Linked DNA regions of Homo sapiens: region 1 is linked to region 2. A link is an interaction called in ENCODE POLR2A ChIA-PET data of the cell type or tissue named here. Cell type or tissue: IMR-90. All regions are shown on one strand. Links, peaks and the distances in the headings refer to the core of each region. The heading gives the core; the rest is flanking DNA.

Evidence for each region. ChIA-PET counts read pairs that join two places held together with the same protein. Peaks named below come from ENCODE experiments on the same cell type or tissue, not always from the same donor. Only the 100,000 strongest peaks of a DNase experiment are listed, where the experiment ranks them.
Region 1: POLR2A ChIA-PET joins it to region 2 with 7 read pairs; 2 of 35 experiments call an interaction of 5 or more read pairs at or near these places.

Annotation. Positions count from the first base shown.
Region 1 is chr10:35,519,485-35,528,216 of GRCh38, reverse strand. CCNY (cyclin Y) reads right to left here. Exons shown (of 10, transcript NM_145012.6): 5 at 2,218-2,253. Among named protein-coding and RNA genes, the nearest start is that of GJD4, 81 kb to the left of the region's middle. In IMR-90, for the core only: no CTCF peak of the experiment used is centred there; no DNase peak of the experiment used is centred there.
Region 2 is chr10:35,243,963-35,252,694 of GRCh38, reverse strand. It overlaps LINC02634 (long intergenic non-protein coding RNA 2634), which reads left to right and starts at 8,016. Exons shown (of 3, transcript XR_930819.3): 1 at 8,016-8,080. It also overlaps a transcript of CCNY not described here and the pseudogene RNU6-1167P. RefSeq lists a silencer at 4,889-5,067. In IMR-90, for the core only: no CTCF peak of the experiment used is centred there; no DNase peak of the experiment used is centred there; H3K27ac peaks cover 181 bases.

The sequences.
Region 1 (8,732 bases), core at 155-8,154, 280 kb before region 2:
CACCTTATTTACTGAGTTTTCAAATAAACCAAATCTTGAATCTCTATGAGGCATTCAAGATGCTACAGGAGAGACAGAACCTGGCCCAGGACCCCATTCCTCAGCAGTTGAGCCCCATTCAATTTTCCTGGAGAATGAGAGCCCCTGAAAGCATCCAGCACCCTAGAGAAACATTCGCCTGAAGTAATTTTTAAAATGAGAACAGAGTCTAAAAATATAAATGAGAATTAAGAGCTCGAGCTAAGACGACTCAGGAAAGGGGATTCTGGAGAATCCTCTGAGAAGTAGACTGTTTCCTTACTTCCTCTAAAAGCTGTGTGTCCCAACTGAACAGCACCACACCACCTTTATCAAGCTAACAGGTCTATCACCAGCACCAAAGGCCAGCCTAGTATGAGAGCGAAGAGAAGGCATGCAGACGGGCATCCCTCCTCATACCTAGAGACATGCAGGTGGCAATCTGTACATTAATCTTGCTTGTTTACAAATGCTCAATTTTTCAGCTGGACTTTCTCTACTTCCACTCACTTACTTTTGGTGCAATTTATCATCATTAATCTAGGAGAGCAATAGATTAATGGTCTGAGTGGTAGATTGAATTCATTTCCCAATTCCCCAATTTACTAGTTGTATCATCTTAGTCAAATTAATCTCTCTGTGCCTCAATTTCTTTATCTGTAAAATGAAGATACCAGTATCACCTTAAGGAGTTGTTATTAAAGCATGTAAAGAACTGACCAGAGCAGTCAGAGTAGGTGCTTCACAAAGCCAACTCATTATTATCAGCTCTGGCTACATTCACTTCAGGATCCATCATAGTCTAAGTAAGTACTGAGAAATATCTTAGAGATTCTAATGCAAAATTGTCTTGAAAGCACAACTGAGCTTCATCAATGGGATTACACTGTTTCTTAAGCCTTACAAGTTTAAAAGGTTTGAACTAGTATAGAAATAGGCAACAAGATAAAATCTACACTTTCACTGATACATTACTCTAATTCAAGATTTAGAGTTCCAAAGTTGCACTGTTTTGTAAGTTCTTAAATCCAAAATTCTCAAGCACCATAAAGAACCATGAATCACAATTACAGTATGGAAATAGGTGATCATAGAGAATCCCTTTCTAGGTGTCTGCTTCTGGATATTCGTGTTTTCTCCAATACTGTTCATTAGAAGCTGTCATCCAACCTCCCCTGCACTGACTAACCACGCTTTGTAAACCGACAACGTGTGGGGCTCCCACGGGCTGAGCTCTGCACTTAGCATGTGGTGGCTCTGCTTGTTCCCAAACTAGTTCACACCAGCTGTGCTTAGCAGACTCGTGTAACATACATGAATGTCACATTATGCATGAAATATGATTACCATGAGAGTGGCTATGTCCTCATGAAAACGAAGGAGGACGCTTTGGAAAGATCCGATAAAAGGAAATCACTAAAAATAAATTTGCTGTAGATTAGGTGTGGTCAAAACTGGAAAAATTTTATACTCATCTGTTATGTAAATGTCTTCAAGCTTTCTCACTACTGACAAAAAAAAAAAAAAAACTTGGAAAGGATGCATTAATGATAGCTGTGGCTTATGAAAGAAATACATTTTGGTTCTCCAATCAATGTCCTGTGCTTGAAGCAAATGTCTTGAAGTTGCATTTTTAAAAACTGGCAAATGAATGTATTCTTACATGTTTTATGTTGAAATAAAATGTATAAGGTAGAGTTTTTTTTCACTCCCTGTTTTAACTGACTTTTAAAATTAACCAACTATTGCCAGATACACTTACATCAGAGAGGGCTTCTATATTAAAATAGTTCATGCCTAAATTTACACCAAAATTGCCTCTACTGAATTCAAACTATAAATTAAACATTTTTTCCTGTTAAAGTTGCACCCAGTGAACTTTTAAAGTGACATTTTACAAAAGACAGAATGTTTCAACAAATTTTTCAGAAAATAAAGAAGAAAAAGGAAGCCAAACATCGTTGAGAAGCTTTGTCTGTTTTGCTGGTTTCAACCACGCTCATTTGGTTTCCACTGATTCTAAAGCAGTTCAGCACTTACCTGGGAAGTTTTAGTAAATTATATTACCTTTAGAAATTCTATGAAAATATGAGTTAAGAAAGTATAATTCAAAGGTTTAAGCAACTAGAATATGAAAAAATAGGAACAACATAACAGAAGATAACGTATGATGTTTTTAGCACACAACCATCCACATACCTGTTTTTGATGTGATAATATATTGCAAGAGCGACACTGTAAAAATAGAATGCAGAGGTTCAGTGTCCATGAGCATATTCAAGACCTTACACATTACCTGGCCACAGTCTGAACATAAATATTTAAACAGAAGTAAAAGTCTAACAATCTTTCTGAACAGTCCCATCTCATTCACAATGCTCATTAGGAAAATGTCCTCTTCTGAGTAAATCAATGTGGCACTAATTCCCAGGAATTATTACATCTCTTCTAGAAACAAAAGAACTTCAAGTGATATTTAGAAACAAACTGCTCTTTCTATTCAGAAATTTTCAGCTTTCCTCACTTGTGGGAAAAAAAAAAGCGCTATGTAAAAAATAGGTGGTATAAAGAAAACACCTTTAGAAATCTCCAACTCATAACCTACTAGTTTAAAAAATTCATGGTTTATTTATAAATACCAGAAAAATGTGAATATCACCCAAGAAGTCTGCTATTTTTCCCTTAATAACCTCTTGGCAATCCGCTCAAGTTATTCATTCACTTGCTGAAATGGTACTGTAACTTTTATTTGTAGCACTACCTTAACATTTTATTTTACATTTTAAAAGGTCTGAATTTAATGAACAATTACATTCCCTTCCCTGAACTTTTTCTTTTCTAAAACAATTTTTTTCTGACTAGAAAACATATTCATTGTAGAAATTTTGGAGAACATATTTAGAAAATGTAAGAAAAATATTCCGCCCAAATAAAACTATTAGCTTAAGATATATAGCTTTCTATAAATTATGTGTGTAAGGAGTCAGGTTTCCATCCTACTTTTAACTTTTTTCATGTTAACTTTTTTTTATCATTAAAAACATGATTTTAAATGGCTGATTATATTCCTTCATATGATTGTCGAATAATTTACTTAACTATTCCCCTACTAATGAACATTTAGGTTGTTTCTAATACTTTGCAATTATAATTAATACCATAATGAACATCCCAATATTTGTGCCATCTACAACTATATTATTTCCACAAGGATACATCCTATAATTGGAATCACTTGACCTCAAGTCATTAACAATGGTGAGGCTCTCAACACATATTGCCAAACATCTTTGCGGAAAGTCTACACCAGTGGACTTCCCACCAGCATCTGTTTCAACTCACACTCACTGACACTGACCCGAATGTTTTGACCAAGTGGTCTCCAACTGGACAGGTAAAAAAACAAGCAAACAAAAAAGTTTTCCTTTTTCTATCTGAGTTTCTTTAAACTCCTATCAGGTTGGCAGGGTTATTCATGTTCTGGACAATTTTTTAAAATTTCCTCTTTCAAAAACTGTCTAGATACTTCCACTATTTGTGTTTTACATTAAAATGTATTGAGGAGGCCAAAAAAATTATTTTTAAGCCTCTAAGAACATAGGTAACTGGCTGCAACAGACGGTGTTCTGATCCTCTCAGGGTACCGACTCGGCCCGAACATTTCCGCTTACTCAGCCACACCGGCTTAGAGACATGAGCACGCACCTTGGATTCCAAAGCACTCAGATGTTTTCCTGTGACTTAACATGACAGTAGCTAATCTCACTCTCTTATATTCTTCCAAACCTCTCTCTTTCCAGAGCTCTTCATTCAAATGACTTCAGCCTAGTTGAAAGTACTCATGAGCAAATAAGTGCTAATACATCCTTTTTCTCCTAACATCTTGAAAAGCATTGAAGCTGATGAAGAAATTGTAACTGGGGTATAAAAGAGCTTCAGAATTTATAAAAAATAGTAAGGTTTTCAAAGTGTTTTCACGTATGTTAACAGTCCTGCAAGAAAAAATAGATGTTATTGATTCTATTTTATAAATGGGAAAAACTCAGGTTCAGACGGTAGCTGCCAGGATTTCTGGCTTGTATAAGGCTGTGTGCCCTTCTGTTTTGACCATGTAGCCTCTGGGAAAGGGAGGAATTAGTTTCATTCGTTTACTAGTCATGCTGTGATGACTGTTCTTCTAATCTAATGTTACATTTCAAAGGAATATTTCATGTGATTAGTTTAATGTCTTTGAGAAAGAAGATGTTCCTGCTTCCCCTGTGAGGGAGCATACAGCAGTAGAAATATCACTAGACTGAAGTCACATCAGCCTGGGTTCTGAACCTGGCTCCTTCCTCCTTATTAGTGCTAATTCACCTCTCAGAGCTTTCATTTCCTCATTTATAAAATTAGAACAATACAACCCACATCATGGAGTTGTAATTATGATCAAATAAAAAAAGTATATAAAAGCATGATCTTATATTAACTTTTAAAAGAAAAGTTACTATTATTGATATTCCCCTAGTAAGAGGTCCTCTGGCTTCTGCCGAATGGGCGAGAATCTTCAGGGCCCCAAGATCACTATCTCCCAAGCTAAAGCCAAGATTGGATATTATCACGGCTTAAGACCTCCAGGAAAAGTAGAGCCACTCTGTAGGCCAATTTCCACTCAAGGTTATATCCCAGAAGTGAGACCACCAGGATGAGGGTTCAGGCACAGTACAGCTCCATGGACTAGTTTAGCAGTCGTCTTGAAGGAAGTGACTGCCCAAAGAGGCCATCAGCTGACAACTGAATCAGGCCCAGGCTTGTAGCTTCACTCTACACACAGTCTCTTTTGTCAAACCTGAGGCTGGAATCACCCCAAAAACGCATCTCTGCCCCACTGCGCCCCCTTTTAATTAGGCAGTAAGATGGCCTGAGACAGTGGGCCAAGTGGAAATGAAGGTCCTTTCATATCTTTGTGGCTCTACAAAGGTCTGCAATATTTCAACTGCTTGCAGCTGTGTCTTTTGTCAAATACGGCTGTTGGAAAAACCAGCTTCACCCGACTAGACCATGTTCAGGACTTTTATGGTGTCCCCTGGTTCCTGGACTTTCTGTTGGTTGACAACCTATCCTCTGGGAATTGTAGGTGTTTTAGAACCTTTTGGGTAGCCTTTTTTAAAAGACTCAAACCTGTGTAAGTCAGTGACATATTATCTATACAATGTTTTAGGCGACCTGCAAGGCATTCACCCGAACAGCCAGGTCTCTGGCCATCAAGCCAAGGCAGTAGTGGGGTTTTGTGAGCACCCCTGGAGGAAAACCTGAAGGGTCCACTGGGGGCCTCACCGGTGAAGGCAAACATGTCCTGGGACTCTGGGTCTAAGGGTATGTTCAAGAAAGTTTTGTTATAGGACAATCTTTCATATTCCTAAACAAGCAGTTAGTCTTTTGGGGCTAACATTTGGGACCGCAGCATGTGTGGCCAGAGTCACCTTAGTTTTTGGTAATCAACCATCATCCTTCGGGTGCTGTTACATTTTTGCATCGGCCACACAGAGCTGTTGTATGGGTTCTGTGTAGGATGCACAATCCTCACCCTCTTTAGTTTTGGAGTAGCTGCTGTTACCTTTCTGAGTCTTCCTGGGAGACGTGTATCTATACAATCTATCTTGGGTGGGGTCACATACTGACTCTCATTTGGCCTCCCCCTGGAGTGTGGCTCTTATTGCCCTTGCCCAGAGATGGAATTTGTCTGCGTTCCTCTAAAGGCAGCTCCCAGGAGAATGTTTCTCCCCAAACTGTGTTTTGAGACTGATATGTAGACCCACAGTGGGGTAAGAGGAGCATGTCTAATTTGTAACAGGAGGCGTGCTCATCTCGCAAAGGCAGGTGGATGGATCTCTGGATCCACATTTATAAGTCAGGGGCCCAGAAACTGTGAGGATCAGCAGGCATGGAGTACGCTCAGCCCTGGAGCCACCAGAGTCAAAACTCTTTGTTTAGAGGGAACCAATGAATGGCACCACATTGAAGAAAACTTTGCTTTCTTGTCAGTGTAGAGGTGGCGGTGCTCACCACCTTCTGTCCTTGGGTTTTTTTCTAGAGGCAGTGCCCAGGGTTTAGGATTAACCCTAGTGGTAAACTGGCGCTCTGGCTTTAGGGACTTTTAAAAGTCTAAGGAGAATTGTACTGGGCTGTCTATTTTGTTTTTGGACCTGTCTTTAGAAGGTCTTGTCAAATTTGGCTCCTTGACACCCGTTTTGTTGGATCTCCCTTTTTTTCTGGTCTCTTTTCAGGTTCCCTTGTTTTTGCAGCACTCCTCAGCTTAGCTGTGCCGGTCATTGTTTTTACTTCCCCTATTTCAGCCACGAAGCCCCATCCAAGGGACCTAAGATGGGAAACAGTGTCCTTCCATCCAGGTGGAGCAGTCTTGAGGGGCTTACCGTGCATGCTGGCAGTGAACGGGGTGCCATCCGGCCCCTGGAAAGCAGGGGCATAGATAGCCACCCTCACTGTCAATCTGTGCAACAAAGCCTGTGCCTTGTTTATAGGCTTCTATGGTGAAGGACCCCAAGGCATATCCCCTTCGCAGGGCCAGAACGATCCAGTCTCTCAGAGAACAGCCCAGGAGCCATGTAGGTGCTGTCCGACGGAGGAGTGCTGTGACACTGCTAATTTTTTCTGCCTCACCTCCAGACAGAACCAGTGTCTACCCTACCAGACAAGTGCCTAAGGCCTCCTTTAGTTTCTGCCCAGAGTGGCTAACCAGATCAATTAACCCTGGCGAGCCACAGAGTTAACCGGCTCTTACCACCCTTATCAAATCCAAGTTTACCAGGCCAAAGAGCGGTCAAGGCACTCTGATTATCGGTTAGGACACAGAAAGAACTCAGGGGACCTGGGGGACCCGGAGTGCCCAACTTCAGAGGCTTGGTCAGCTCTGCCAAGACCTCAGAAAATGGTGCAGTTTCACCAAGGAAGGGCCAGAGCCCTATCAGGGAACAAAACATTTGGACTATAGGGTTTGCTCAGCAGCTTTTGCCACATAGCTGGGGAGGAAGTAAATGCTATTTTCTTGCACAAGAAAACAAAATGGATTTGTGACTTTTGGCACTTCATTTGTCTTCTTACCCAGAGCTAAATTAGCAATGTATATGACAATCCTAAAACCTTTGAAGGGCAAGAGGGGGTGAGTTCTAGCAGCACAGTGGGGCTGAGCCATAGACAGGGCTGTGACGGGCATTAGCTGTTCCCTGGCCCTGGAGGCCAAGGACCCTGATGGTATGGCCAAGTGCGCAAAGGGGCTCCCCACCACCCTCCGCTCTTTTCTTTGATCATCATCTTATGCTTGTCAGAGGACTTGGTGGGGAGGGGTTGGCTGCAGAGGCACAAAGTGTGGCTGACAAACTCTAAATTCATACCACAGCTGTTGGCATTTAGGGGAAAAATAGGAAAATCAAGTTCTCAAAATAAAAAATTATGTCTACAGAAAGAGTGAGCACTGAATGAGTACCCAACTTTTTTATAGCTTTTCTTTCACTGTTAGATTAGCATTCAACCCTCCACCCATCCCCAGCTAGAATTTGCAAATACGTTTATTTCTGGCAATCCCCACTTTACAGGTGGATTATTTTCCAAAAATCAGCTTATAAATCGCTGTTTAGAACCTAGGGCATTCTTCTCACAGTTACAACCTTGTAACTGGATTTCAGATAGCAACTCTGGCCCATAAATGCTCACTTATGCCCACCATGAAGCTGAACTACAATATTAATGATTGTGTTATCAGTTTTAATGTCTGGAGTAGGGTGCAAGAGGACCTGGGTTAACGGGAGGCAAAGAAAGCAAAAAAGAAAATAGGAGTTTTCTTTGGACAGGAGTAGGGCAAGATGTAGGCAAAATTTTAGAATGGGATGGCATGTGGATTTCACAACTTCCTATCTTTTTCACTACTCTTCCTTCTGAGTATCCCTTTCCTCTCATATTGTCAACCCTCTAGCTGAAGAACTCAACTGGACCTGCTAATGTCTCTAAATGTTTTTGACTCTTTAGCTACACCAAGTGTGAGATGCTGGTATTTCCAGGGAAGGATTCTGATGGCTCTACTTCAGTTGGTCCCACCCTGCCCAGCTCCCAGTGTGCATTTTAAAAAGAGGATACTTTTGGCTGGGCACTGTGGCTGACGCCTATAATCTCAGCACTTTGGGAGGCCAAGGTGGGTAGATTGCTTGAGCCCAGCCTACGCAACAAGGTGAAACAAATGTCTCTACAAAAAATGCAAAAATTAGCTGGCCATGGTAGTGTGTACCTGTAATCCCAGCTACTCGGAAGGCTAAGGCGGGAGGATCTCTTGAGCCTGGGAGGCGGAGTTACAGTGAGCTGAGATCATGCCACTGCACTCCAGCCTGGGGACAGAGATCCTGTCTCAAAAAAAAAAAAAAAAAAAAAAAAAGAAAAGAAAAGAAAAAGAAGATACTTTTTAAAGCAACTGAATTACAGACTGAAGAAGTTTCAGATGTGTGCAGTGCAGAGACCATGTCTTCGGATCAGGGAAGCCCAGAATCTACACTGAAGTCTCATAGCTTGTTCCTACTCTTCAGCTTCTCTGTTCTCTACATTCTAACCCGCAGTTCATTTAAAAGTGGCAGGGGGACATTGGTGGGGGAGGGGAGGGTAGCTGTCCACTTCCATCTGGGGTCTTCAACTTTGGCTGCCTGTGAGACTCTCCTGGGGAGGTTTAAAAA
Region 2 (8,732 bases), core at 455-8,454:
AAGCAAGATCTCCATCCAGTACAAATTTGCAGAGAATATATTTTCCAATACTGTTCCAGCAATATTTTTCATACCTCAATGCAAGTGCAAAGGATATTCTCATTTTTTTTTTTTTTTTTTTTTTTTTTTGAGACGGAGTCTTGCTCTGTCACCCAGGCTGGAGTGCAGTGGCGCGATCTCAGCTCACTGCAAGCTCCGCTTCCCAGGTTCACGCCATTCTCCTGCCTCAGCCTCCCGAGTAGCTGGGACTACAGGCGCCAGCCACCACGCCTGGCTAATTTTTTTGTATTTTTAGTAGAGACGGGGTTTCACCATGTTAGCCAGTTTGGCCCCAATCTCCTGACCTCGTCATCTGCCCACCTCGGCCTCCCAAAGTGCTGGGATTACAGGCCTGAGCCACCGCGCCCGGCCAGGATATTCTCATATTTCAAAACCCATTTAACTGTGCTGTTGAGGAGCCTCTACATAACCTTTGAGGGGAAATGATTAATCTGCAGTGTAGTAATGTGTTAAAAGGCAAATATCAAAGAAAGAATATAATAAAATTCTATAAATGCCCTCAAGCAATGAATATAGACAATTAAAATCTTATGCTAGGATTGATATCAGTGTCCAGCAGTATCTTGTGTGAAAAACACATTTCCTTGTTTTGTAAGTACCTATATAATACCTTAATTTGCCTGTTAGTCTACAAAGCCTATAAATATTTACTATCTTGTTCTTTGCAGAAAATAGAAAAGCACCTCCTCTAGAGGGCTGTAGGTGTCTGAAAGTTGCAGAAAAATGTCATTAAAAGTTGTGTTGAAGGCTGGCCACAGTGGCTGATGCCTGCAATCCTAGCAGTTTGGGCCGCCGAAACAGGCAGATCACTTGCACCCAGGGGTTCAAGACCAGCCCGGGCAACATAATGAAACTCCATCTCTACAAAAAGTACAAAAATTAACCAGGAGTGGTGGCTCATGCCTGTAGTCCCAGCTACTCGAGAGGTTGAGGTGGGAGGATCTCTTAAGCCCATGAGATCAAGGCTGCAGTGAGCTGTGATTGTACCACTGTCTTCCAGCCTGCATGACAGAGCGAGATCCCGTCTCAAAAAAAAAAAAAAAAAGTGACATTGAAGGATTGCTTGCTAGGGAAAGTTTGGTTAAGTATGAAGTCTAATTATTCCAATTTAGCAAACAAAACCTTATCTGCAGTCATGTTACTTTAATCAAAAATAAAAGTGCACCTGAAGCTACATCTTTCTACTACTATAAACCTAACATGAGCAATTTAGTTTCAGCAAACAACACCATCTGTCTCATCTGTGCTGCCAATTTTAATTTTTATTAGTTTTATAGTTTTGTTTGTATTTCATTTGTACATTTTGTATTGGATTCAGACACCAATAACACTAAGGAATTTAATATTATATTTGCTCATATGTATGTAACATTATATTTAAAATAGCCTTTATTTATTTTTGTCGAGATGTGGTTTCACTATATTGCCTGGGCTGGTCTCAAACTCCCCAGCTAAAGCAACCCTCCTGCCTCCACCTCCCAACGTGCTGAGATTTCAGGTGTGAGCTACTGCACCTGGCCAAAAAATAGTCTTAAGTCACAACTCTAAGGTGGACATTTATTTTTCCTTATAAGCATCCAGTTAAATATTCGAATTTGAATGGGAATGATACGAGAAGATTAGCATGGCCCCTGGGCAAGGATGACATGCAAATTCATGAAGAGTTCCATATTTTAATAAAATCTTGAGATGACATTCACCTTAAAAATCCATCCATCAATCAATACTTGATTTTGAGAAAACATTGCCTGAAGTTGAACATCCCCCCAAGATCACAGCAATTGTCTCAATCAGGTGTTAGATGTGAACATGAATGCGAAGCCCTGAATCTTCCCAGATGTATTTTCATTTACTGAAAAGGAACCTTACGAATACACATAAACCTGTTACTTTGAGAAGTGTGAAAAAGCTAAGTGCAGTACTTCTCACCAAATGGTCATGGAAATGGCAGAATGTCAGGAAGAGGCTCTATTAGGCAGAATTGACCTTGACAGCAGTCTGGGCTTACCTCTTCAGATGCAGCAGTTCTCAGACTGAACGTGCACAGAATTACCTAGAGAGCTTGTTTAACAGGTTCTCAAACTTCTCTTCCAAAGATTTTCACCCGGCAGTTCTAGAATGAGACCCAGGGATATGTATTTATAGTAAACATCTCAGAAGATTCTGACTCTGAGGATACATGGACCACCATATTTTGAGAAAAATGCCCTCATGACTCCTGATTTTCATGGCTTCATTCTGTCCTTCACTTTATTATTTATTTATTTATTGAGACGGAGTCTCATTCTATTGCCCAGGCTGGAGTGCAGTGGTGCGATCTTGACTCACTGCAACCTCTGACCTCCAGGTTCAAGTGATTCTCCTGCCTCAGCCTCCCAGGTAGCTGGGATTACAGGAGCCCACCACCACATCCGACTACTTCTTTTTTTTTTTTTTTTTTTGAGATGGAGTCTCACTCTGTCACCGAGGCTGGAGTGCAGTGGCACGATCTTAGCTCACTGCAAGCTCTGCCTCCCGGGTTCACGCCACTCTCCTGCCTCAGCCTCCCCAGCAGCTGGGACTACAGGCACCCGCCACCATGCCCAGCTAATTTTTTGTATTTTTAGTAGAGACGGGGTTTCACCATGTTAGCCAGGAAGGTCTCGATCTCCTGACCTTGTGATGCACCTGCCTCGGCCTCCCAAAGTGCTGGGATTACAGGCGTGAGCCACCGCACCCGGCCACACCCGGCTAATTTTTGTATTTTTAGTAGAGACAGGGTTTCACCATGTTGGCCAGGCTGGTCTCAAACTCCTGACCTCAAGCAGTCTGCCTCCCTCAGTCTCCCAAAGTGCTGGGATTACAGGTGTGAGACACTGCACTCCGTCTCACTTTAGATCCCAGATCTTTTTCAAAGCTGCGAGGTTATTTTTTTCTGCAAGGACTCCCTACTGTACAAGGTGAAGCAGGAAGAGGTCAGCCATTCTATCTTGCTATTCTCTTCATCATTGTCATAAATCCTAAACCACACTTTCTGCAGAACATTCCAGAATATAGCAGTATCTTGGGCTATTTTGTTTGTAACTAACTAGAAGTAATTTTCTTGCTTTCAGGTTTAAAAATTCAAATACCCCAAATAAGTCAACTTGCAGTTAAGAAATAAAATGTGACCAAGACTCATTCTCTATCATTCTAGTTATTTTTTTAAGGTCTTAAACAACATAAACAATCTACACAGTTTTCCATTTAGGGATTTTCTGTAATCTCCACTGAAGTTTTATACATACACAAAAAAGCCCTTGCTTCATTGCTTGCAAAACAGATTAGTCCAGCCCATGCTTAGTGGTTAATATTAATATAAAACCTCTACAACTCAACATTAGTCTCAATATAAGGCATCAAAAACCTAGTGTTGGCAGGGAGCAGTGCCTCACACCTGTAACCTCAGCACTTTGGGAGGCCTAGACAGGTGGATTGCTTGAGTTCAGGAGTTCGAGACCAGCCTGGGCAACATGTTAATACCTGCCTCCCTCATCTCTACTAAATTTCAAAAAAATTAGCCAGGAGTGGTGGCATGCACCTGTTGGGGTTGAGGTGGGAGAATCACTTGAGCCTGCGAGGCGGAGGTTGCAGTGAGCCTAGATCATGCCACTGCACTCTAGCCTGGGCAACAGAGTGAGACCCTATCACTGAACCAAACAAAACAAACCTAGTGTCACTAAAAAAGACTTTTAAAAAGTGTAAAATTCAGGCCACTTCCTAAGCAAACATTGCTGAGGAAACCAAAGTGTTAGTTTGATTTTCTTTTTCTTTTTTAGAGACAACGTCTCACTGTGTTGCTCAGGCTGGAGTGTGGTGGCATGAGCACGGCTCACTGCAGCGTCAGCCTCCTGGGATCAAGTGATCCTCTGGCCTTGGCCTCCCGAAGTGCTGGGATTACAGGTTTGAGCCACACTGCACCCAGCCCTAGTCTGATTTTCTTTTCTTTTCTTTCTTTCTTTTTTTTGAGAGGGAGTTTCACTCTTGTTGCCCAGGCTGGAGTGCAATGGAATGATGACCTTGGCTCACTGCAACCTCCTCCTCCCAGGTTCAAGCAATTCTCCTGCCTCAGCGTCCCAAGTAGGTGGGATTACAGGCATGCACGACCATGCCCAGCTAATTTTTTTGTATTTTTTGTAGAGATGGGGTTTCGCTGTGTTAGCCAGGCTGGTCTTGAACTCCTGACCTCAGGTGATCTGCCCAACTCGGCCTCCCAAAGTGCTGGGATTACAGGCGTGAGCCACCGCGCCCGGCCCCTAGTCTGATTTTCAGTGGGTGTGTTCCTCCACTGCCAGTCCCCACAACCTACTGCCTGTTAAAACACAAAGCATTTATTAGACACAAAAGGTTTTTCTAGGAAGGGAAATAATTTTTAGCACTGGGAAATGACAGGGTCAAGGCTCACCTGGTAGCAAAAAGCTCTGGGGCGATGACTTCTAGTCCCAGTTCAGCTCTTGATGTTGTGACCGGAGGGGACAGGTTCACTGCACGATTTCCTGGCTGTGAACCTAGAAGAGCAAGGACCTTGCTTTTCCAAGGAACCCCAAGTGTTGCACATAAAGTGATGGTGAAATAACAGCCTTGCTGTTTGTGACAGTTCCTGCACCCCTTCCGATGGCTCTGCCATTCGGATTATTCACCACTTGTTTATTCTCAATTTCTTTCTCTATTTTTCTTTTTTTTTTCATTTATTTATTCTTTTCTTTCTTTCTTTCTTTTCTTTTCTTTTTTTTTTTTTTTTGAGATGGAGTCTTGCTCTGTCACCCAGGCTGGAGTGCAGTGGCGCGATCTCTGCTCACTGCAAGCTCCACCTCCTGGGTTTACGCCATTCTCTTGCCTCAGCCTCCCGAGTAGCTGGGACTACAGGCACCCACCACCACGCCCAGCTAATTTTTTGTATTTTTAGTAGAGACGGGGTTTCACCGTGTTAGCCAGGATGGTCTCGATCTCCTGACGTTGTGATCCGCCCGCCTCAGCCTCCCAAAGTGCTGGGATTACAGGTGTGATTTTTTTCATTTATTTCTTTATCTAGAGACAAGGTCTCACTCTGTCACCCAGGCTGGAGTGCAGTGGTGCAATCCTAGCTCACTGCAGCCTCAAACTCCTGGGCTCAAGTGATCCTCCCACCTCAGCCTCCCCAAGTAGCTGGGACTACAGGTGTGCACCACCGTGCCTGGCTAATTTTTAAACTTTTTGTAGACACAGGGTCTCACTATGTTGTTCTTGAACTGCTGGGCTCCAGTGATTCTCCCACCTCAGCCTCCCAAAGTGCTGGGATTACATGCATGAGCCACTGTGCCTGGCCCTATTCTCAATTTCCACACCTTCTCTAGATCATGCCCTGTTCCCTGACCTCTCAAGTCTCCTGGCTGCAGTCTCTGCTAGTGCACCGCCCAAGCAAGCTTTTCACAAACATGACTCCTAACTCCTCAGTCCCCCTCCTCCCCAAGCGTTCTCAGGCCTGGCTCCTGTCACACAGAGCTCACCTCCATGCCTCTGCCCCTGCTGTCCCCGGACAAGCCCCCCAGCCAGGCGGCTCTCAACCTGGTGGCCTCAGTATGATCTTCCTGGTACGAGGCTCACATCTCTCCTGACTCCCACCCACCCATCCCTTCCAGGGTCATCCTGCGTACACTGTAATAATGCCCCTTGTGTGTCATCACTAGGTCATGGCCCTCCTCAGGGCCTGGATCTCCCCTAACTTCCCTTGGGTTCCTGGTGCTCTGTGTACAGTGCACCATCTCCTCCCCGCTCTACCCGCCATGGTAATTAGAGGTTAGACTTGTCATTCTTCAATGATTTGGCCTGTAAATTTGGGTTGATGAAAGATGAGTTGAATGGAAAAAGGATACAGCTTCAGGAAACCTAGAATACCCTGATTTTTATCCTCACCCTCAAGTATCCTATTTCACACATGTCTAAAGATCAACTTACTTCCCAAGGCTTTTCTTTGCTAAATAGATTCCTTCTTTTCTTTCTTTTCTTTTTCTTTTTTTTTCTTTTTTGAGATGGCGTCTCGCTCCGTCACCCAGGCTGGAGTGCAGTGGTGCGTTCTCAGCTCACGGCAACCTCCGCCTCCTGGGTTCAAGAGATTATCCTGCCTCAGCTTCCCGAATAGCCGAGATCACAGGCGTGTGCTAACATGCCCGGCTAATTTTTGTATTTTTAGTAGAGACGGGGTTTCACCATGTTGGCCAGGCTGATCTCGAATTCTTGACCTCAGATGATCCACCCGCCTCAGCCTCCCAAAGTGCTGGGATTACAGGCGTGAGCCACTGTGTCTGGCCAGATTTCCTCTTAATCAATAAACATTTCACAATGACAAACACTATGAACTAAAAATATCATTGTAGCTTAGTATTTGTCCTTATAGCATCACATTTTATATTTGGGAGGTGGTATGGTTTGGATCTGTGTCCCCGCCTAGATTTCATGTCAAACTGTAATCCCCAGTGTTGGCGGTGGGGACCGGTGGAAGTGATTGGATCATGGGGCAGAATGTTTTACCCCCAGCCCCTTGGTGCTAGTTCTCGCAAGATCGGGTTGTTTTAAAGTGCATGGCAACTCCCCTTTCTCGCTCTTGCTCCTCCGGCCATGTAACCTGTGGGCTCCCCCTTCCCCTTCCGCCATGATTGTAAGTTTCCTGAGGCCTCTCCAGAAGCCGAGCAGATGATAGAATCATGCTTTCTGTATAACCTGTGGAACCATAAGCCAATTAAACCTCTTTTCTTTATAAATTACTCAGTCTCAAGTATGTATTTATAACAGTTCAAGAATGAACAATACGGGAGTGTATCCATATGATTCATTATTGTATATGGAAGCAGTAACATCCCACTAATGGGGCATCATAGAGAAGGGATACATCCCCTATAAGTGACATTTCTGGATAAATGAAAATGACCACCAGTCCTTTGGAAATTTCGCTTTTTTTTTTTTTTTTTTTTTTGAGACAGAGCCTCGCACTGTCAGCCGGGCTGGAGTGCAGTGGCGCGATCTCGGCTCACTGCAGTCTCCACCTCCCAGGTTCAAGCGATTCTCCTGCCTCAGCCTCCCAAGTCGCTGGGATTACAGGCACCCGCCACCACGCCTGGCTAACATTTTGTATTTTTTTTCAGTAGAGACGGGGTTTCACTATGCTGGCCAGGCTAGTGTTGAACGCCTGACCTCATGATCCACCTGCCTCACCCTCCCAAATTGCTGGGATTACAGGCGTGAGCCACTGCATCCGGCTGAAAATTTCACCATATTTGTTAGAAGTCTTAGTTTTTTAAACAACAAAATTAAGTATGACAATACTTACATAATTGAGAATCAATGAATGTCTTTCTGAAATAGATAGATGCCTGCCTCCTTGTACAGTGAAAAAACAACATAACTTTTTTCATGGCATCTCCAGAACACCACTGAAAGCATCGTGATTGAATATCGTAATAATCTAGTACTAATTTTGCTTCTTGGAATTCTTGTCTCTCAGTAGTAGATTGCCAGATGATACTTTGTCCTGTTGTTTTACCTGCTAACACCTCCTAATGTCCTGCTGCTCCTCGGCACCACACCTAGAAACCAGATCACCAAACTTAGGAGTTAGAAACATGCTCGTGCATGGTGGGAGAAAATGTAAAATGGTGCAGCCATTATGGAAAACAGTATGGAAGGTCTTCAAAAAGTTAAAAATGGAATTACCACATGATTCAGCAATGACACCCCTGGATATAAAACCCCCCACCCATCAAAAAAATTGAAAGGAAGATCTTCAGCATTTGAACATCTATTTTCATATAACATTATTCACAATAGCCAAAAGATGGACACAGCCCAAGTGTCTATCAATGGACGAATGGATAAAGAAAAGGTGATATATCCATGCAGTGGAATATTACTCAGCCTTGAAAAGGAAGGAAATTCTGACATGCCACATGGATGAACCTTGAGAATACTATGCTATGTGAAATAAGCCAGTCACAAAAGGACACATGCTGTGTAATTACACTGATATGAGGTACCTCGAGTTCTCTATCTTCATAGAGATAGAAAGTAGAAGGTGGTTTCTGGGGACTGAAGGGAGGAAAAGTGGAGCATTGTTGTTTAATGGGTATAGAGATTCAGTATTGCAAGACAAACTAAACTGTACACTTAAAAATGGTTAAGATGTTGGCTGGGCGCGGTAGCTCACACCTGTAATCCCAGCACTTTGGGAGGTCAAGGTGGGTGGATCGCTTGAGCTCGGGAGTTCAAGACTAGCCTGGCCAACATAGCAAAACCCCGTCTCTACTAAAAATACAAAAATTAGCCGGGCATAGTAGCATGTGCATGTAGTCCCAGCTACTTGGGGGGCTGAGGTGGGAGGATCACTTGAACTCGGGAAGTGGAGACTGGTAAGCTGAGATTGCCCCACTGCACTGCAGTCTGGGTGACCGTGAGACCTTGTCTCAAAAAACAAATAAACAAACGAAAAAACAACAAAAAAATGTTAAATTTTAAGATGTTAAATTTTATGCTATGTGTATATTGCCACAATTAAACATAAATTTTGAAAAATGAGTTAGCATGCATTAATTCATTCAAAAAACATTTATTTTGCATTTATTATATATCAGACTCTGTTCTTGGTGGCAGGGATGAAGGGCTGAACAAAACAAAGTTTTGGCTTT